2 separate regions of the Homo sapiens genome follow, and region 1 is linked to region 2. Evidence: chromatin loops called from intact Hi-C (ENCODE). Cell type or tissue: CD4-positive, alpha-beta T cell. All regions are shown on one strand. Each heading gives the region's core, and the rest is flanking DNA. Links, peaks and the distances in the headings are about the cores only.

Region 1 (9,641 bases), core at 1,030-9,029, 400 kb before region 2:
GTAAATAGATGGGACCACACAAAGAGTTTGAGAAGGAGGTGTCAACAGGTTACAGTGCAGAGAAGAACTTAAAGACAAATATTAAAATGAAAAATAGGGACAAAATTGTGTGATTCAATGCAAATTAACATTAAACTGTGGCTCATATATAGTCTAGGAATATATATTTTAAGATCATTTACCTTATAGAGATAGAGATGCTAAATTAAGTAATATTCATAAAAGAAACAGAACATTTATTAAATATTTGTTTTCCACACAAGAAAGCACCAAATTTATATTGTTCAGAAGAAAATTTTACTCAAGAACTTATTAATATACAATATGCTTTAACTATTTAATAGTTATAAAGTAACCAATTTTCCCAATAGTTTTTAGAAAGGATATATAAAAGTGATATAACTTTGTTTGCTGTTGTATAGAATATTCTAGATAATTAGAGCATATTAATATGTAAGTAAAATTTTTGAATGTTAAAAACCATTGTGCCAACCCATTAAAATATTAGATCATTAGGAAGTCCATTTATTCCTGAAATGCAAGTGAGAGTCATCGCATTAGGAAATTCATTAACACAATAAATTATGTTAATTGAATTAATGAGAATGTCTTGTTTTCATGTTCATAGACAGAAAAGAGATAATGCCAAAATTTAAAAGAAAATTATTTTAAATGATTCAATTAGTATAGAATTGGTGCAAAATATTTCTTAAAAACATAAAAATAGACTTGTATAAATGAAAATTATGACATTACATGATTAGGCAGGTCAACATTTTTAAGACATCAAAGTACTTTAATTAATAAGTTGATTTTATGGTTGCATAGTATTCCATGGTGTATATGTACCTTTGCAAGGGCATGGATGGAGGTGGAGACCCTTATCCTTAGCAAAGGAATTCAGGAACAGAAAACCAAATATGGCATGTTCTCACTTTTAAGTGGGAGCTAAATGATGAGAACATGTGGACACAGAAAGGGAAACAACACACACTGGGGCCTATTGGAGGGTGAAAGTTGAGAGGAGAGAGAGGATCAGGAAAAATAACTAATGGACACCAGGCTTAACACCTGGGTGATGAAATAATCTGTACAACAACCCCGCCCTGCTGATAGACATTTACTTATGTAACAAACCTGCACATCCTGCACATGTACCCCTGAGATTAAAATAAAAGTTAAAAAAATAAAATAAGTTGATTTTAACTCCAATTAACTTACAATTTTATTGTAAAGAAGAGCAAAAAAATTAAAGTATCCATGAAAAATCTGAAAACTAAAAGACAGTGACTTCTCCTTCAAAACATTGTAGAGACTTGGAAATTAAAATTGTGTTGTGTTGGGAGGCCGAGGCGGGCGGATCATGAGGTCAGGAGATCGAGACCAACCTGGCTAACACAGTGAAACCCCGTCTCTACTAAAAATACAAAAAAATTAGCCAGGTGTTGTGGCGGGCACCTGTAGTCCCAGCTACTCGGGAGGCTGAGGCAGGAGAATGGTGTGAACCTGGGAGGCAGAGCTTGCAGTGAGTCGAGATCGGGCCACTGCACTCCAGCCTGGAAAGAGACTCCCTTTCAAAAAAAATAAAAATGAAAATAAAAATAAAAATAAATAAAGAAAATACATTTTTCAACTTTAGAAATACCAAAGACACATCACTATAAATCCTGTACATACTGAAAAATAATGAGCAACTACTATGAAAAATTCTTGCCAATAATTTTGATAATCTAGATTAAATGGAAAAATTACTTTTAAAAGATTAAATTAGTAGAATTCACTCTAGAAGAAAAAGAAAATTGAATTGAAATAGCTCTCTAATAAGTTAAAACAAATATATAATCTAATAATTTTTCTATGCAAAACAAAGATGGAAAGAAAACCCCAAAGATGAGATTTGTCTTCACTTGTTGTTTGTCCATTATGTCCATTTTGTGCTTCTGTAACCAAATACCAGGGACTGGGTAATTTATAAAAACCAGAAGTTTATTTCCTATAGTTCTGGAAGCTGGGAAGTCCAACATCAAGGTGCCAGCAGGTTTGGTGTCTGGTAAGAGCTGGGTCTCCACTTGTAAGATGGTGCCTTAAGGGCTGCATCCTTCAGAAGGGAGAAACAATCTTCCTTACACGACAGAGGACTGGAAGAGAAAAGAGAATCCACTTCTGAAAGCCCCTTTTAAAAGGCATTACCCTCACCCATGAAGGTGGAGCACTCATGGCCTAATCACCTCTTAAAGGTCCCAGCTCCCAATACCATTACATTAGCAAAGAAATTTTGACACGAGTTTTGGAGGAGACAAACATTTAAACTATATCATTGGTGAAGTCTAGTAAATATTAAAATAAATAATCCCAATCTCACATCAGCTACTTCAAAAACAGAGAATAAGGGAACGTTTCTCAACTTATTTTATGAAGCTAGTGTTATCCAATCAAATCCTAAGACGATTTTGGAAGAAACTAAGTTTCAATTTCTTGTGTGAAAACGTACATGGAAAAATAATATAGAACAGCCAAAACACTTTCAAAATAGACAAACAGCTGGAGGGTTTGTTATATCTGAATTCAAAACCTACTTTAAAGTTTTAATAATGAAGATGGTGGGGATAGATATTTAGATAGAGATAAAGTGCAGTAGAACAATGTAAGCAATAGAGACAGTTTATTTCTGTGAGAAATAGACTCATAATTATATGAGCTATTGACTTTCAAAAATGTACCAAGATAATTAAACTGATGAACATTAAATTAAAAGGTGGAGATTTTTGTGGGAAGATGAAACTTAAAACTTGGTGGTGAGTCTTGTTGAGAGGGTGACAACTGAGCAAAGACTTGAAGAAGGTGTAACAGTTAACAGTGCAGATGCCTGGGGGAAGAGCGTTCTATAAAGAGGGAGTACCCGGGAAGGCATCCCATACAAGGCATGTACCTGGTGTTCAGAGAACCACAGGGAGGACTGTGAACTTAAGTAGTGTGAGCAGGGCAAGGTATTATGCACGAAGTCAGAGATACCGGGCTCCAGATCATGTATATCTTACACACTGGGCTCAAGTGATTCTCCGGCCATGATACTGAGAAACAAGGGGAGTCAGTTCCAGTCTTTAGCTTTGATACTGACAGAACAGGGAAGTCAGCTCCAGTCTTGATTATGAACTTGAGCTTCATGAACTTGCACAAAATGGGTAATTAAATGTGTCATCATATCTTCTAATATAAAATCAGGAAATTGTACCTTAGAACTTCTAAGATTCCCACAGACCGTGATTCTAAGATATTTAAAATCCAAACAAAGATAGTTTTTTTTGCTGTGCAGAAGCTCTGTAGTTTAACTAGATACCATTTGTCAATTTTGGCTTTTCTTGCAATTGCTTTTGGTGTTTTAGTCATGAAGTCTTTGTCGATGCCGATGTTCTGAATGATGTTGCCTAGGTTTTCTTCTAGGGTTTTGATGGTTTTTGGTTTTCCATTTACTTATTTATTTATTTATTTATTTATTTTTGAGATGGAGTCTTGCTCTGTCGCCAGGCTGGAGTGCAGTGGCACGATCTCGGCTCACTGCAACCTCTGTCTCCCCGGTTCAAGAGATTCTCCTGCCTCAGCCTCCTGAGTAGCTGGGATTACAGGTGCACACCACCATGCCCAGCTACTTTAGTAGAGATGGGGTTTCACCATGTTGGTTAGGCTGGTCTCAAACTCCCCACCACCTCGGCCTCCCAAAGTGCTGGGATTACAGGTGTGAGCCACTGCACCTGGCCAGGTTTTACGTTTAAGTCTTTAATCCACCTTGAGTTAATTTTTGTGTAAGGTGTAAGGAGGGGGTCCATTTTCTGCTTTCTGCATATCATCAGAGTGAACAGGTGATCTACAGAATGGGAGAAAATTTTTGCAATCTATCCATGTGACAAAGTTTTAATATCCAGAATCTATAAGGAACTTAAACAAATTTACAATAAAAAACAAATAACCCCATCAAAAAGTGGGCAAAGGATATGAACAGACACTTCTCAAAAGAAGACATTTATGTGGTCAACAAGCCTATGAAAAAAAAAGCTCATCATCACTCGTCACTAGACAAATGCAAATCAAAACCACAGTGAGATACCATCTCACTTAGAATGGCGATTATTATTAAAAAGTAGGAAATAACAGATACTGATGAGGCTGTGGAGAAATAGGAACGCTTTTACACTGTTGGTGGGAGTGTAAATTAGTTCAACCATCATGGAAGACAGTGTGGCAATTCTTCAAAGAACTAGAACCAGAAATACCATTTGACCCAGCAATCCCATTACTGGATATATACCCAGAGGACGAGTTATTCTACTATAAAGACACATGCACACATATGTTTATTGCAGGACTGTTTACAACACCAAGACTTGGAACCAACCCAAGTGCCCATAAATGATAGACTGCATAAAGAAAATGTGGCACATATAGGCCGGGTGTGGTGGCTCACGCCTGTAATCCCAGCACTTTGGGAGGCTGAAGCAGGCGGATCACGAAGTCAGGAGATCGAGACCATCCTGGCTAACACAGTGAAACCCCGTCTCTACTAAAAGTACAAAAAATTAGCCAGGAGTGGTCATGGGCACCTGTAGTCTCAGCTACTTGGGAGGCTGAGGCAGGAGAATGGCATGAACCCGGGAGTCAGAGCTTGCAGTGAGCCGAGATTGTTCCACTGCACTGCAGCCTGGTCGACAGAGCAAGACTCCATCTCAAAAACAAAGTTAAAAAAAAAGAAAATGTGGCACATATACACCATGGAATACTATGCAGCCATAAAAAAGAATGAGTTAATGTCCTTTGCAGGGACATAAATGAAGCTAGAAGCCATCATTCTCAGCAAACTAACACAGGAACAGAAAACCAAACAACACATGTTCTCACTCATAAGTGGGAGTTGAAGAATGAGAACACATGGACACAGGGAGGGAAACATCACACACTGGGGCCTGTTGAGGGTTGTGGGGCAAGGGTAAGGAGAGAATTAGGACAAATACCTAATGCCTGTGGAGCTTAAAATTTATATGATGGGTTGATAGATGCAGCAAACCACCATGGCACATACATATCTATGGAACAAACCTGCACATTCTGCACATATATCCCAGAACTTAAAGTAAAATAAAATATATACATATAAATATATAAAAAATATATATAAATAGAATAAAATGCAAACAAAGAAATACAGAACAAACTAACAAAAGCTACTATGAAATTAGAAAACTGACATTTCAGTGAGGATGTATTTAAAAGAGGGTAGATATTTTTAAGTGTGAAAATCTCAGAGACATAAATTTGGCAAGTGATGGCACTGGAATTTAAACAGAAAAAAAATAAAGCCTAGTCTCTACGGAAATAAACAAAAAACAAATACATAACTGAGATGAATCTCAGAACACTGGATAATTTTGGTTTGGAAAAGTGTTTCTGTTTGGGACAAGACCTTCTTTGTCTAGTTAAAGTTACTGATGAGGCTAACAGGACACATATGCTATTTATTTATTTTTACTATAGGCAGAATATTATGTCTTTATCTTGTATCTTCAAAGAAACTAATAGCTGTGTAATATGGGGGGAATTTACAAAACGTATTTAAAGGCATGTTTATCTGTTAAGACTTAACTGGCCTACAAAATAGTCGTTTGTTGGCAAACTATCAAGTTTTTATCGGGGAATTTAGACAAGTCTGTTGGGTCACAGAAGAGGGTCTATAAATTGGAGGACTGAAAGTGGATTTACAGTTCCTGATCAGTCTAGTAACTCATCCTTGCTTTTAGATGCCTTGGCTTAAAGACCTCAGCTCTTGAGGATATATTATCACACTGCCTTCAGAAAAGGGTTGAGGAGCTCCCCTTTCAAAGAACTGGCCTACACCAGTGCTTTTCTGTTCAGCTTTTCTGGTGATTACTTAAGGATTAAGGGATAAAGGATGCTATTTAGTGTCCTTGCCTCTCCTGGTCCAGTTTCAAAGAATTCTAAACCCAGAGTCCAAGAGTCAATGCTACCTCAAAAGAAAGGGAAGGTTACTTGGTGTCCAGGTACCACGTGCAGTGAAAGAGGTGTGCCTCATGGCCAGGAAACTCAGGTCAGCGTCCTGGAAGAGATGGTTCACACTCAGGGCTGGAGTCAAAGCAGAATCCACTGGGCTGTCAATCAAATGTCCAGCAATCATTACTGGGCCCATTTAACTCTCACTAGCATGCTTTTGTTTTCATGTGCTTCTAGAAGTGTCATTGGACAGGATGATTTTGGCCCAGATCAGTGCTCCTGTTTGAGACAAGAACTTCTCTGCAGGGTTAAAGCTACTCATAGATTCTCACTGACCTCATTGCCTTCAAATAACTAAAGATAAGTTTAATTCAACATATTTTTTATACTGAGTATCTCTTATGTGCCAAATGTTACTCATGGTATTACAGAAGATTATAAAAATAATAAGGTACATTGTAGAGAAATAAGTTCTAGAGCGTTTCTGTTCAAACCAGTAGCCACTTACCTATGTGTAGCTATTGAACACTTGATATGTGGTTAGTCCAAGCTGAGATGTACCTGAACTATACAATGCACAATGGATTTCAAAGACTTAGTATGAAAAATATGTAATATTTCATTCATAATTTTATATTGGTTATATGTTGAAATAATTATATTTTAGATAAAATTAAAATATTACTAAACTTGATATCCCTACATTTTTTACCTTTTCAAATATGGCTACTAGAAAATTTTAAATGACATAATCACTCACATTATATTTCTACTGGATACCTTCGCTCTAGAGGGAAAAGACTGTCATAAATTTTTAGGTGGGATTACTAACTAGATTGTGCAAAATACTATAACTGAGACCTTTTTCAATGCACTAGAAGAATAGGAAGAAGTTCATAAGTCATGGACAGGAAAAGAAGGGATTTGCTCTGTGCTCTAAAGCATGGGTAAATCTGAATATTACACAACTATAAAAACTCTGAAAACTTAATTTATCTCAGTCTTCCTTACACATAACACCTGCTGTCCTGCACTAAACTTTTCTCCTGCCAATACATCACACAATTTTCTCTTACGATTTGGAAAATTCTATTGCTGATTAAATTCTATTTTTATTATTACAAGGGATCATATGCCTTAAGGTTTTATTTTTAAAACTTTTTTCAATAATATTGTCACCAATACCAATATGGTCATCACACTGTTTCATCATCATTAGTTTTGTTTTTTTGTTTGTTTGTCTTTTTGAGACAGAGCCTAGCTCTGTCTCCTGGGTTCAAGCAATTCTCATGCTTCAGCCTCCCTAGTAGCTAAGACTACAGGTGCACCCCACCACACCCAACTAATTTTTATATTTTTAGGAGATATGAGGTTTCACCATGTTAGCCAGGCTGGTCTCCAACTCCTGGCCTCATGTGATCGACCTGCCTCGGCCTCCCAAAGTGCTGGTGAGAGGTGACAGCATGCTGGCAGCCCTCGCTCACTCTCGGCGCCTCCTCGGCCTCGGCGCCCACTCTGGCTGTGCTTGAGGAGCCCTTCAGCCCACCGCCACACTGTGGGAGCCCCGCTCTGGGCTGGCTGAGGCCGGAGCTGGCTCCCTCTGCTTGCGGGAGGTGTGGAAGGAGAGGCGTGGGCAGGAACTGGGGCTGCACGTGGCAATCGCGAGCCAGCGCGAGTTCCAGGTGGGTGTGGGCTCCGTGGGCCCCACACTCGGATTGGCTGGCCGGCACCCCTGGCCCTGGGCAGTGAGGGGCTTAGCACCTGGGCCAGCAGCTGTGGAGGGTGCACCCGGACCCCCAGCAGTGCCAGCCCGACGGCACTGTGCTCAAATTCTCGCTGGGCCTCAGCTGCCTCCCCGGGGGCAGGGCTTGGGACCTGCAGCCTGCCATGCCTAAGCCTCCCCCCGAGCTGTGGGCTCCTGTGGGGCCCGAGCCTCCCTGACGAGAGCCACCCCCTGCTCTGCAGCACCCGGTCCCATCAACCACCCAAGGGCTGAGGAGTGCAGACGCATGGTGCGGGACTGGCGGGCAGCTCCACCTGCAGCCCCTGTGCAGGATACACTAAGTGATGCTAGCTGGGTCCCTGAGTCTACTGGGGACTTGGAGAACTTTTATGTCTAGCTGGAGGATTGTATATACACCAATGAGCACCGTGTCTAGCTCAAGGTTTGTAAATGCACCAATCAGTGCTCTGTATCTAGCTAATCTGGTGGGGACTTGGAGAACCTTTATGCCTAGCTAAGGGATTGTAAATACACCAATCAGTACTCTGTGTCTAGCTCAAGGTTTGTAAACACACCAATCAACACCCTGTGTCTAGCTCAAGGTTTGTAAATGCACCAATCAGTGCTCTGTGTCTAGCTAATCTAGTGGGGACTTGCAGAACTTTCATATCTAGCTAGAGGATTGTAAATGCACCAATCAGCACTCTGTGTCTAGCTCAAGATTTGTAAATGCCAATCAGCACCCTGTGTCTAGCTCCAGATTTGTAAATGCCAATCAGCACTCTGTATCTAGCTAATCTGGTGGGGACTTGGAGAACTTTTATGTCTAGCTAAAGGATTGTAAATGCACCAATCAGTACTCTGTGTCTAGCTCAAGGTTTGTAAACGCACCAATCAGCACCCTGTGTCTAGTTCAAGGTTTGTAAATGCACCAATCAATCCTCTGTGTCTAGCTAATCTAGTGGAGACTTGAAGAACTTTTAGGTCTAGCTAGAGGATTGTAAATACACCAATCAGCACTAATCAGCACTCTGTGTCTAGCTCAGGGATTGTAAACGCACCAATCAGTGCCGTGTCAAAACAGACCAGTCAGCTCTCTGTAAAATGGACCAATCAGCTCTCTGTAAAATGGACCAATCAGCAGGATGTGGGTGTGGCGTGGTAAGGGAATAAAAGCAGGCTGCTGGATCCCGTAGTGGCAACTCTCTAGGTTCCCCTTCCATGCTGCAGAGGCTTTTTTCTTTTGCTATTTTCAATAAATCTTGCTGCTGCTCACTCCTTGGGTCCACACTGCTTTAATGAGCTGTAACACTGACTGTGAAGTTCTGCAGCTTCACTCCTGAGGCCAGCGAGACCACGAACCCACCGGGAGAAATGAACAACTACAGATGCGCCACCTTAAGAGCTGTAACACTCACCATGAGGGTCTGCAGCTTCATTCCTGAAGTCGGTGAGACCATGAACCCACCAATTTTGGGCACGCTGGGATTACAGGCATGAGCCATCGCCCCCAGCCATCATTGTAATTTAATACGTATCAACTTGTCTTGGATACTCAGTACCAATTGAATACAAGTATTCTCTTGTTAAAGAGAAACTCATTTAGTTAACAATCTAGAAATAGAATTTCTGATGCTATTTATAATAGATATCTGAGCTCCTTTCCTCTGTAAGGATCACTGGGATCTAAAATTAACCAGTCTGCAGCAGGGACCACTCACTCTTAAACCCTACTCTAGGGCACCAATTTATTAATTCTAACCACGTCACCATTTGCAACCGGTCACATTAGCTTGATTGGTAACCACCTTAAAAATACACCATAAACCTTGGAATCCAAAATTGCTATTCCTCATTTTCATTTTCTAAAACATATTTTGATCCTCATAAATTAAACAATTTGCTGAAAATTGCTGCTTTT
Region 2 (9,641 bases), core at 656-8,655:
CTTCATCCCTGGGATGCAAGGCTGGTTCAACATATGCAAATCAATAAACATAATCCAGCATATAAACAGAACCAAAGACAAAAACCACATGATTATCTCAATAGATGCAGAAAAGGCCTTTGACAAAATTCAACAACACTTCATGCTAAAAACTCTCAATAAATTAGGTATTGATGGGACATATCTCAAAATAATAAGAGTTATCTATGACAAAGCCACAGCCAATATCATACTGAATGGGCAAAAACTGGAAGCATTCCCTTTGAAAACTGGCACAAGACAGGGATGCCCTCTCTCACCACTCCTATTCAACATAGTGTTGGAAGTTCTGGCCAGGGCAGTCAGGCAGGAGAAGGAAATAAAGGGCATTCAATTAGGAAAAGAGGAAGTCAAATCGTCCCTGTTTGCAGATGACATAATTGTATATCTAGAAAACCCCATCGTCTCAACCCAAAATCTCCTTAAGCTGATAAGCAACTTCAGCAAAGTCTCAGGATACAAAATCAATGTGCAACAATCACAAGCATTCTTATACACCAATAACAGACAAACAGAGAGCCAAATCATGAGTGAACTCCCATTCACAATTGCTTCAAAGAGAATAAAATACCTAGGAATCCAACTTACAAGGGATGTGAAGCACCTCTTCAAGGAGAACTACAAACCACTGCTCAATGAAATAAAAGAGGATACAAACAAATGGAAGAACAGTCCATGCTCATGGGTAGGAGGAATCAATGTCGTGAAAATGGCCATACTGCCCAAGGTAATTTGTAGATTCAATGCCATCCCCATCAAGCTACCATGACTTTCTTCACAGAATTGGAAAAAACTACTTTAAAGTTCATATGGAACCAAAAAAGAACCCACGTTGCCAAGTCAATCCTAAGCCAAAAGAACAAAGCTGGAGGTATCACGCTACCTGACTTCAAACTATACTACAAGGCTACAGTAACCAAAACAGCATGGTACTGGTACCAAAACAGAGATATAGACCAATGGAAGAGAACAGAGCCCTCAGAAATAATGCCACATATCTACAACTATCTGATCTTTGACAAACCTGACAGAAACAAGAAATGGGGAAAGGATCCCCTATTTAATAAATGTTGCTGGGAAGACTGGCTAGCCATATGTAGAAAGCTGAAACTGGATCCCTTCCTTACACCTTATACAAAAATTAATTCAAGATGGATTAAAGACTTACATGTTAGACCTAAAACCATAAAAACCCTAGAAGAAAACCTAGGCAATACCATTCAGGACATAGGCATGGGCAAGGACTTCATGTCTGAAACACCAAAAGCAATGGCAACAAAAGCCAAAATTGACAAATGGGATCTAATTAAAGAGCTTCTGAACAGCAAAAGAAACCACCATCAGAGTGAACAGGGAACCTACAGAATGGGAGAAAATTTTTGCAACCTACTCATCTGACAAAGGGCTAATATCCGGAATCTACAATAATCTCAAACAAATTTACAAGAAAAAAAAACAACCCCATCAAAAAGTGGGCAAAGTATATGAACAGACACTTCTCAAAATAAGACATTTATGCGGCCAACAGACACATGAAAAAATGCTCATCATCACTGACCATCAGATAAATGCAAATCAAAACCACAATGAGATACCATCTCACACCAGTTAGAATGGCGATCATTAAAAAGTCAGGAAACAACAGGTGCTGGAGAGGATGTGGAGAAATAGGAACACTTTTACACTGTTGGTGGGACTGTAAACTAGTTCAACCATTGTGGAAGTCGGTGTGGCGATTCCTCAGGGATCTAGAACTAGAAATACCATTTGACCCAGCCATCCCATTACTGGGTATATACCCAAAGGATTATAAATCATGCTGCTATAAAGACACATGCTCACATATGTATATTGTGGCACTATTCACAATAGCAAAGACTTGGAACCAACCCAAATGTCCAACAATGATAGACTGGATTAAGAAAATGTGGCACATATACACCATGGAATACTATGCAGCCATAAAAAATGATGAGTTCATGTCCTTTGTAGGGACATGGATGAAACTGGAAACCATCATTCTCAGCAAACTATCGCAAGGACAAAAAACCAAACACCGCATGTTCTCACTCATAGGTGGGAACTGAACAATGAGAACACATGGACACAGGAAGGGGAACATCACACACCGGGGACTGTTGTGGGGTGGGGGGAGTGGGGAGGGATAGCATTAGGAGATATACCTAATGCTAAATGACGAGTTGATGGGTGCAGCACACTAACATGGCACATGTATACATATGTAACCTGAACATTGTACACATGTACCCTAAAACTTAAAGTATGATAATAATAATAATAGTAATAAAAAGAAGCTGTCAGGATGTCTCCAGAGCTCATCTGAGTGGATAAAATATCCAGTTTGTTTCAAATCATCCTTTTTCATTTGAATCCTCAGGTATTATTTTTGTGTGTGTGTGTTGGGGGGTGTTCCTGAGACCCTTGAAGGCCCCTGATAGGCCAGGGAAATTAAAGTTCCAGTGACTGCAGGGAGTGAGGAGCTGAGTAAGAAGAACTTACGTTGCAAGTCACTGTTCTAAGTGATAATGGCAAAAACCATTTAGTCCTCATTTTTACAACCAAAATTTATTACTATCCCATTTTACAGATGAGGATAATGAGGTGAGATTTAACTGTAAATTATTAACATGAAAATACAGTCTTTAAAATTTCTAAAAATAATTTATTTTTGAAATAGCAAACAATATTTTTACCTTTAAAACATATTTACAAATTTAATGTCAGAAAAAGCATTCTAGGAAAACTCAGTAGAATTTAATGTGCAGACCTCTTTATGGCCTAATAATCTTAAAAAGACTTAATACCTGCTCTTGAGCACATTCCAACCTGGGTATACTCAAACTTTTGTTCAAAATGGATTTTAAGAACGTAGATTTTTCCTTGTAGTAAATAAGATTAATTTTGCTAGCCCAGATCAACTCTTGGACTATGTGAAAATGCGAGTGGCTAGTATTCGCATGGATAGACTCAAATTACCCTGAGTTGGCTGGCCTGAACCATGTATGTAACTCACACTTTCTCCTTGCCTGTCCTTTTGCACTGCAGCAGTATCTGAGTTGATCATCTTTTTGGTAAAGGTTTCTGCCGGTTCCTTGGACTTCTCAAGAAGTAGTTGTTCTGACAGCATCCCCTAACATATCCCCCAAGGAGACTCATGCTGGAACCACATAGGCTCAAAGAGCACTTCAAGAAAAAGAAGGCCTGGTCTGGAATGAGAATAGTGGTGGTGTGGGTAACCCAATTTCCTCTCTTCTGAGAAAAAAAGAAATTCAACTGTATGGGTAGAATATCCTTTCCCAAAGCAATTCCAAGATGTTAGACAAATTTTCGCAGTAAAAAAGATGACTGAACACAGAAATACCATTTAGGACATAAAATGGAGGCCAAGGAGGCTGGGTGCGGTGGCTCACGCCTGTAATCCCAGCACTTCGGGAGGCCAAGGCGGGTGGATCACCAGGTCAGGAGATCGAGACCTCCTGACTAACACAGTGAAACTCCATCTCTACTAAGAATACAAAAAATTAGCCGGGTGTGGCGGTGGGCGCCTGTAGTCCCAGCTACTCGAGAGGCTGAGGCAGGAGAATGGCGTGAACCCGGAAGGCAGAGCTTGCAGTGAGCGGAGATCGCGCCACTGTACTCCAGCCTGGGTGACAGAGCAAGACTCTGTCTCAAAAAAAAAAAAAAAAAAAAAAAATGGAGGCCAAGGAAAAGAAGCCATTTAGTTTATTTTCAGAACCATTATTAATTCCTAAGGGCCCAGTTAAGCAACATTTTTATAACAATACATTTTAAAGGCTATTGCACAATACTACATTCTGGACTGACAGGGTAGTAAGTGCTTGCTTTTACTGAATGCTTCATACAATTTTCTTAAACTTCAGTGCTATGCTATGTATTAGTTTATTTTCAGTGTCAAAATCCTTCATTTACGAAGAGTTTTTAACAGAGGTATAATGGTGATAAATCAATATTAATATAAAAAAACAGACATTATGAAAAGGTAATATTCACTGTGTAAATTTGCTATGTGGTTATTAAAAAATTCACTTACATGAAGTCAATTCAATTTGGAAAACGTATCCATTGACTGCTCTCTACTAGGAATAAGCTAAATATTGTAAAAATAAAATAAAATAAAATAAAAACAATTCCTGCCCTCAAGGATACCACTACTGTCTCTGCCCTCAAGGATACCACGACTGTCTCTGAAATCACAGAACTGGGGATGGAGGGGTAGTCACTGGGAACAACGTTCTATGCTTACAGCGTTAAGTAAATGCGGGACGTGAAGCAGATGATACGGGCTTTGATTTTCTCATCTGTGAAACAAGAAAATTAAATTTAATTTAGAAACAGTGAAGGCATTTTCTCAAAAGTTTGTATACTTGTGCTTCTCTTTCTATAATTCACATTCTATTCTACCCTAAATCTTATTAATAAGCAAGAATTCTAATCAGACATTAGTAATCCCCTGATATAAATGTATGTGCACAGCTGGTACCACACTATTACAACATGATGACTTTAGACGGTGCCAAAAATGCCATTTACATGGAGGCCATGTATGCTCAAAAGGTTTTCAAAAGTTACATTTATTGACGTGTTCACATTACTGTGTTGTTTTGGAAAATAGCCAAGAACCCATCTGCTGAATTTTTTTAGACCTTTGGTGTGGAGGTATCTTACTTGTATTCCAACTTAACCACATACCAAGACCTAACAAATCGTTTATTAGAACAACACTAAGACATCCAAACCAATAAATTAACAGGTGGTGCCTAAAAATTGAGTTTTTTTGTTTCATTTAATCAGTTAGTTTAAGCAATTTTAGTTTTCCAGATGTGCTAGGTATTGAATCACCTCAGAGAAGAGTTTGAACAAAACAGATATTGTAAAACTTGGTTTTTATTGCTAAAAATGGAAAGTCTGAAGATTGGAAATTTGACCTAATATTAGCCTCAGATGGAAACAAATTCAAAGCAGAGCCTGGAGATGGGCGGCGTCCAGGATGTCATCACCTGCACTTCCAAGGGCTGCTGTGAAATGAGGAAAATCACCTCCTGATCTCAGCACCAGGCCTGAGCATGCAAAGTCCCAGGGATGCCTAGGTTCTGTATTTACCATTTCAACAAATTTCCTCCTATCACTGATTCTGAAAACACTTTCAAAAAACACACAAATATGTGCTTTCATATATTAACAGACGATAAAAGAACAGAGGGTGGTTAAGAGCTACATGGAACCATGCTTGAAGCCCATTTCCACTTACTTGCTCTCTGACACATACTTGATCTTTCTGAGATTTCATTCCAAATTGATAAAATAGAGCTTTGTGTAGTGGCAGCTTCTGACATGAAGCAAGGCTCTCAGAAAGTGTTGCCTCCCCCTTTCCTTCCTATGCTGCCTCTTGCTTCTACATTGAAAAGCAGTCTGGTGCCCTCTTCTAATGAGACTGAAGCAAAAAGGAATAATGGATTAGCACCTCCAACTAGAGACTAATCAGAAGGTCCATACTGAAAGAAGTCCTGACCACAAAAGTGGACTACCATGAAAGCCTTCAAAGTTTTATACATGAGGAACCATGTCTTGGACAAGGGCACACATCAGTATACCTGTATTAAACATGTGGTGTAGAGGATAGACCCTTCCTATTTCAGTGAAATTAGAGATCATTTGATAGATCACAAAATTTTAGGTTTTTTTTTTTTTTGAGATGAAGTCTCGCTCGGTTGCCCAAGCTCAAGGGCAGTGGTGCGATCTCGGCTCACTGCAATCACTGCCTCCCGGTTTCAAACAATTCTCCTGCCTCAGCCTCCTGAGTAGCGGGATTACAGGCGCCCGCCACCATGCCCAGCTAATTTTTGTATTTTTAGTAGAGACGGGGTTTCACCAGGTTGGTCAGGCTGGTCTGAAACTCCTGACCTCGTGATCCGCCCGCCTCGGCCTCCCAAAGCGGCAATTTTCAGCAAATTGTTCAATTTATGAGGATCAAAATGTATGTTTTATAAAATGAAAATGAGGACTAGCAATTTTGGATTCCAAGGTTTATGAGAGACAGAGTCTCTCTGTGTCGCCCAGGCGGGACTGCAGTGGCGCTATCTTGGCTCACTGCAAGCTCCACCTCCCGGGTTCATGCCATTCTCCTGCCTCAGTCTCCCGAGTAGCTGGGACTACAGGCGCCTGCCACCGCCCAGGCTAATTTTTTTGTATTTTTAGTAGAGACAGAGTTTCACCATGTTAGCCAGGACGGTCTCGATCTCCTGACATCGTGATCTGCCCGCTTTGGCCTCCCAAAGAGCTGGGATTACAGGCGTGAGCCACTGCGCCCGGCCTGGTATATTTTCAAGGTGGTTACCAATCAAGCTAGAATAACCTGGTGCAAATAGTGAAGTGGTTAGAATTAATAGAGAAACTTGGTCCCTAGAGTAGGATTTAAAAGTGAGTGGTCTCTGTTGCAGATTTTGGTTAATTTTAGATCCCAGTGATCTTTACAGAGGAAGGGAGCACAAATATCTATTATAAATAGCATCAGAGATTCTATTTTTAGATTGTTAACTAAAGGAGTTTCTCTTTAATTTAGCAAGAGAATGCTTGTATTCCATTGTTACTGAGTATCCAAGACAAGTTGATTATGTATTAAATTCCAATGACGACTGGGGGCAATGGCTCATGCCTGTAATCCCAGCACCTCAGGAGGCCGAGGGGGGTCGATCACATGAGGCCAGGAGTTAGAAACCAGCCTGGCTAACATGGTGAAACCTCCTCTCTCCTAAAGATATAAAAATTAGCTGGGTGTGGTGGGGTGCACCTGTAGTCTTAGCTACTAGGGAGGCTGAAACATGAGAATTGCTTGAACCTGGGAGATGGAGGTTGCAGTGGGCCAAGATCCTGACACTGCACTCCAGCCTAGGAGACAGAGCTAGGTTGTGTCTCAAAAAGACAAACAAAAAAAACTAATGATGATGAAACAGTGTGATAACCATATTGGTATTGGTGACAATATTATTGAAAAAAGTTTTAAAAATAAAACCATAAGACATATGATCCCTTGAAATAATAACAATAAAATTTAATCAGCAATAGAATTTTCCAAATCATAGGAGAAAATTGTATGATGTATTGGCAGGAGAAAAGTTTAGTGCAGGGCAGCAGGTGCTGTGTGTAAGGAAGATTGAGATAAATTATTTAAGTTTTCAGAGTTTTTATACTTGTGTAATATTCAGATTTACCCATGCTTTAGAGCACAGAGCAAATCCCTTCTTTTCCTGTCCATGACTTAAGAACTTCTTCCTACTCTTCTAGTGCATTAAAAAAGTCTCAGTTATAGCATTTTGCACAATCTAGTTTGTAATCCCACCTAAAAATTTATGACAGTCTTTTCCCTCTAGAGCAATGGTATCCAATAGAAACATAATGTGAGTGACTTATGTCATTTAAAATTTTCTAGTAGCCATATTTGAAAAGGTAAAAAATGTAGGGATAACAAGTTTAGTAATATTTTAATTTTATCTAAAATAGAATGATTTCAATGTATAGCCAATGTAAAATTATTAATGAAATATTACATATTTTTCATACTAAGTCTTTGAAATCCATTGTACATTATATAGTTAAGGTACATCTTAATTTGGACTAACCACATATTAAGTGTTCAATAGATACACATAGGCAAGTGGCTACTGGTTTGAACAGAAACGCTCTAGAACTTATTTCTCTACAATGTACCTTATTATTTTTAGAATCTTCTGTAATACCATGAGTAACATTTGGCACATAAGAGATACTCGGTATAAAAAATATATTGAATTAAGCTTATCTTTAGTTATTTCAAGGCAATGAGATCAGTGAGAATCTATGAGTAGCTTTAACCATGCAAAGAAGTTCTTGTCTCAAACAGGAGCACTGACCTGGGCCAAAATCATCCTGTCCAATGACACTTCTAGAAGCACATGAAAACATAAGCATGCTAGTGAGAGTTAAATGGGCCCAGAAACAAGTGCTGGGCATTTGTTTGACGGCCCAGTGGATTCTGCTTTGACTCCAGCTCTGAGTGTGAACCATCCCTTCCAGGACGCTGACCTGAGTTTCCTGGCCATGAGGCACACCTCTTTCACTGCATCTGGTACCCGGACACTGAGTAACCTTCCCTTCCTTTTGAGGTAGCACTGACTCTTGGACTCTGGCTTTAGAATTCTTTGAAATTGGACCAGGAGAGGCAAGGACACTAAATAGCATCCTTTATCCCTTAATCTTTAAGTAATCACCAGAAAAGCTGAACAGAAAAGCACTGGTGTAGGCCAGTTCTTTGAAAGGGGAGCTCCTCAACCCTTTTCTGAAGCCAGTGTGATAATATATCCTCAAGAGCTGAGGTCTTTAAGCCACGGCATCTAAAAGCAAGGATGAGTTACTAGACTGACCATGAACTCAAAATCCACTTTCAGTCCTCCAATTTATAAACCTTCTTCTGTGACCCAATAGACTTGTCTAAATTCCCTGATAAAAACTTGATAGTTGGCCGGGCGCAGTGGCTCACGCCTGTAATCCCAGCACTTTGGGATGCCGACGCGGGTGGATCACGAGGTCAGGAGATCGAGACCATCCTGGCTAACAGGGTGAAACCCTGTCTCTACTAAAAAATACAAAAAATTAGCCGGGCGTCCTGGCGGGCGCCTGTAGTCCCAGCTACTCGGGAGGCTGAGGCAGGAGAATGGCGTGAACCCGGGAGGCGGAGCTTGCGGTGAGCCGAGATTGCGCCACTGCGCTCCAGCCTGGGGGACAGAGCGAGACTCCGTCACAAAAAAGCAAAACAAAACAACAACAAAAAAACTTGATAGTTTGCCAACAATCCACTATTTTGTAGTCTAGTTAATTTTTTTTTTTTAAGACGGAGTCTTGCTCTGTCGCCAGGCTGGAGTGCAGTGGCCCAGTCTCGGCTCACTGCAGTCTCCACCTCCCAGGTTCAAGCGATTCCTCTGCCTTAGCCTCCCGCATAGCTGGGACTACAGGCATGTGCCACCACGCCCCGCTAATTTTTTGTATTTTTAGTAGAGATGGGGTTTCAACATGTTGGCCAGGATGTTCTCGATCTCCTAACCTCGTGATCCGCCCGCTGTGGCCTCCCAAAGTGCTGAGATTACAGGCGTGAGCCACTAATGTTTATATATGTTATATATTTATATATATAAATATGTTATATATTTATATATAATATATATATCTATGTTATATATTTATATATAATATATATATCCTGGCCAATATATAATATATATAAATATATAATATTTAATATGATATATATAATAAATATATAATTATATATTGTATATTTATATAAAATATATTATTTTACATATTTATATATTATATTTTATATATTTATATATTATATTATATATATTATATATTTATATATTTATATATATATAAATATATATAAATTTTAAAAATCATTTTAAAATCATTTTGTTTAAAATCATTTTGTCTTTAGGACGACAGTTTGCTTTAAGTTGTTTTCTTTGAAGAATATTAATTTTAGGTTATCCCTACGTGACTATTAATTGCTGTCACCAGATACTGTG

Evidence for each region. A loop is a pair of places that touch in the nucleus more often than their neighbours do. Peaks named below come from ENCODE experiments on the same cell type or tissue, not always from the same donor. Only the 100,000 strongest peaks of a DNase experiment are listed, where the experiment ranks them.
Region 1: it touches region 2 in a loop (7-fold over the local background); 5 of 110 quality-filtered maps call a loop at or near these places.

What each region holds. Positions count from the first base shown.
Region 1 is chr10:26,897,927-26,907,567 of GRCh38, forward strand. No RefSeq gene overlaps it. Among named protein-coding and RNA genes, the nearest start is that of FAM238C, 39 kb to the right of the region's middle. In CD4-positive, alpha-beta T cell, for the core only: no CTCF peak of the experiment used is centred there; no DNase peak of the experiment used is centred there.
Region 2 is chr10:27,303,039-27,312,679 of GRCh38, forward strand. LOC102724245 (a long non-coding RNA gene) reads right to left here and starts at 4,465. Exons shown (of 3, transcript XR_001747397.2): 1 at 4,325-4,465; 2 at 3,074-3,266. It also overlaps the pseudogene ODAD2P1. In CD4-positive, alpha-beta T cell, for the core only: no CTCF peak of the experiment used is centred there; no DNase peak of the experiment used is centred there.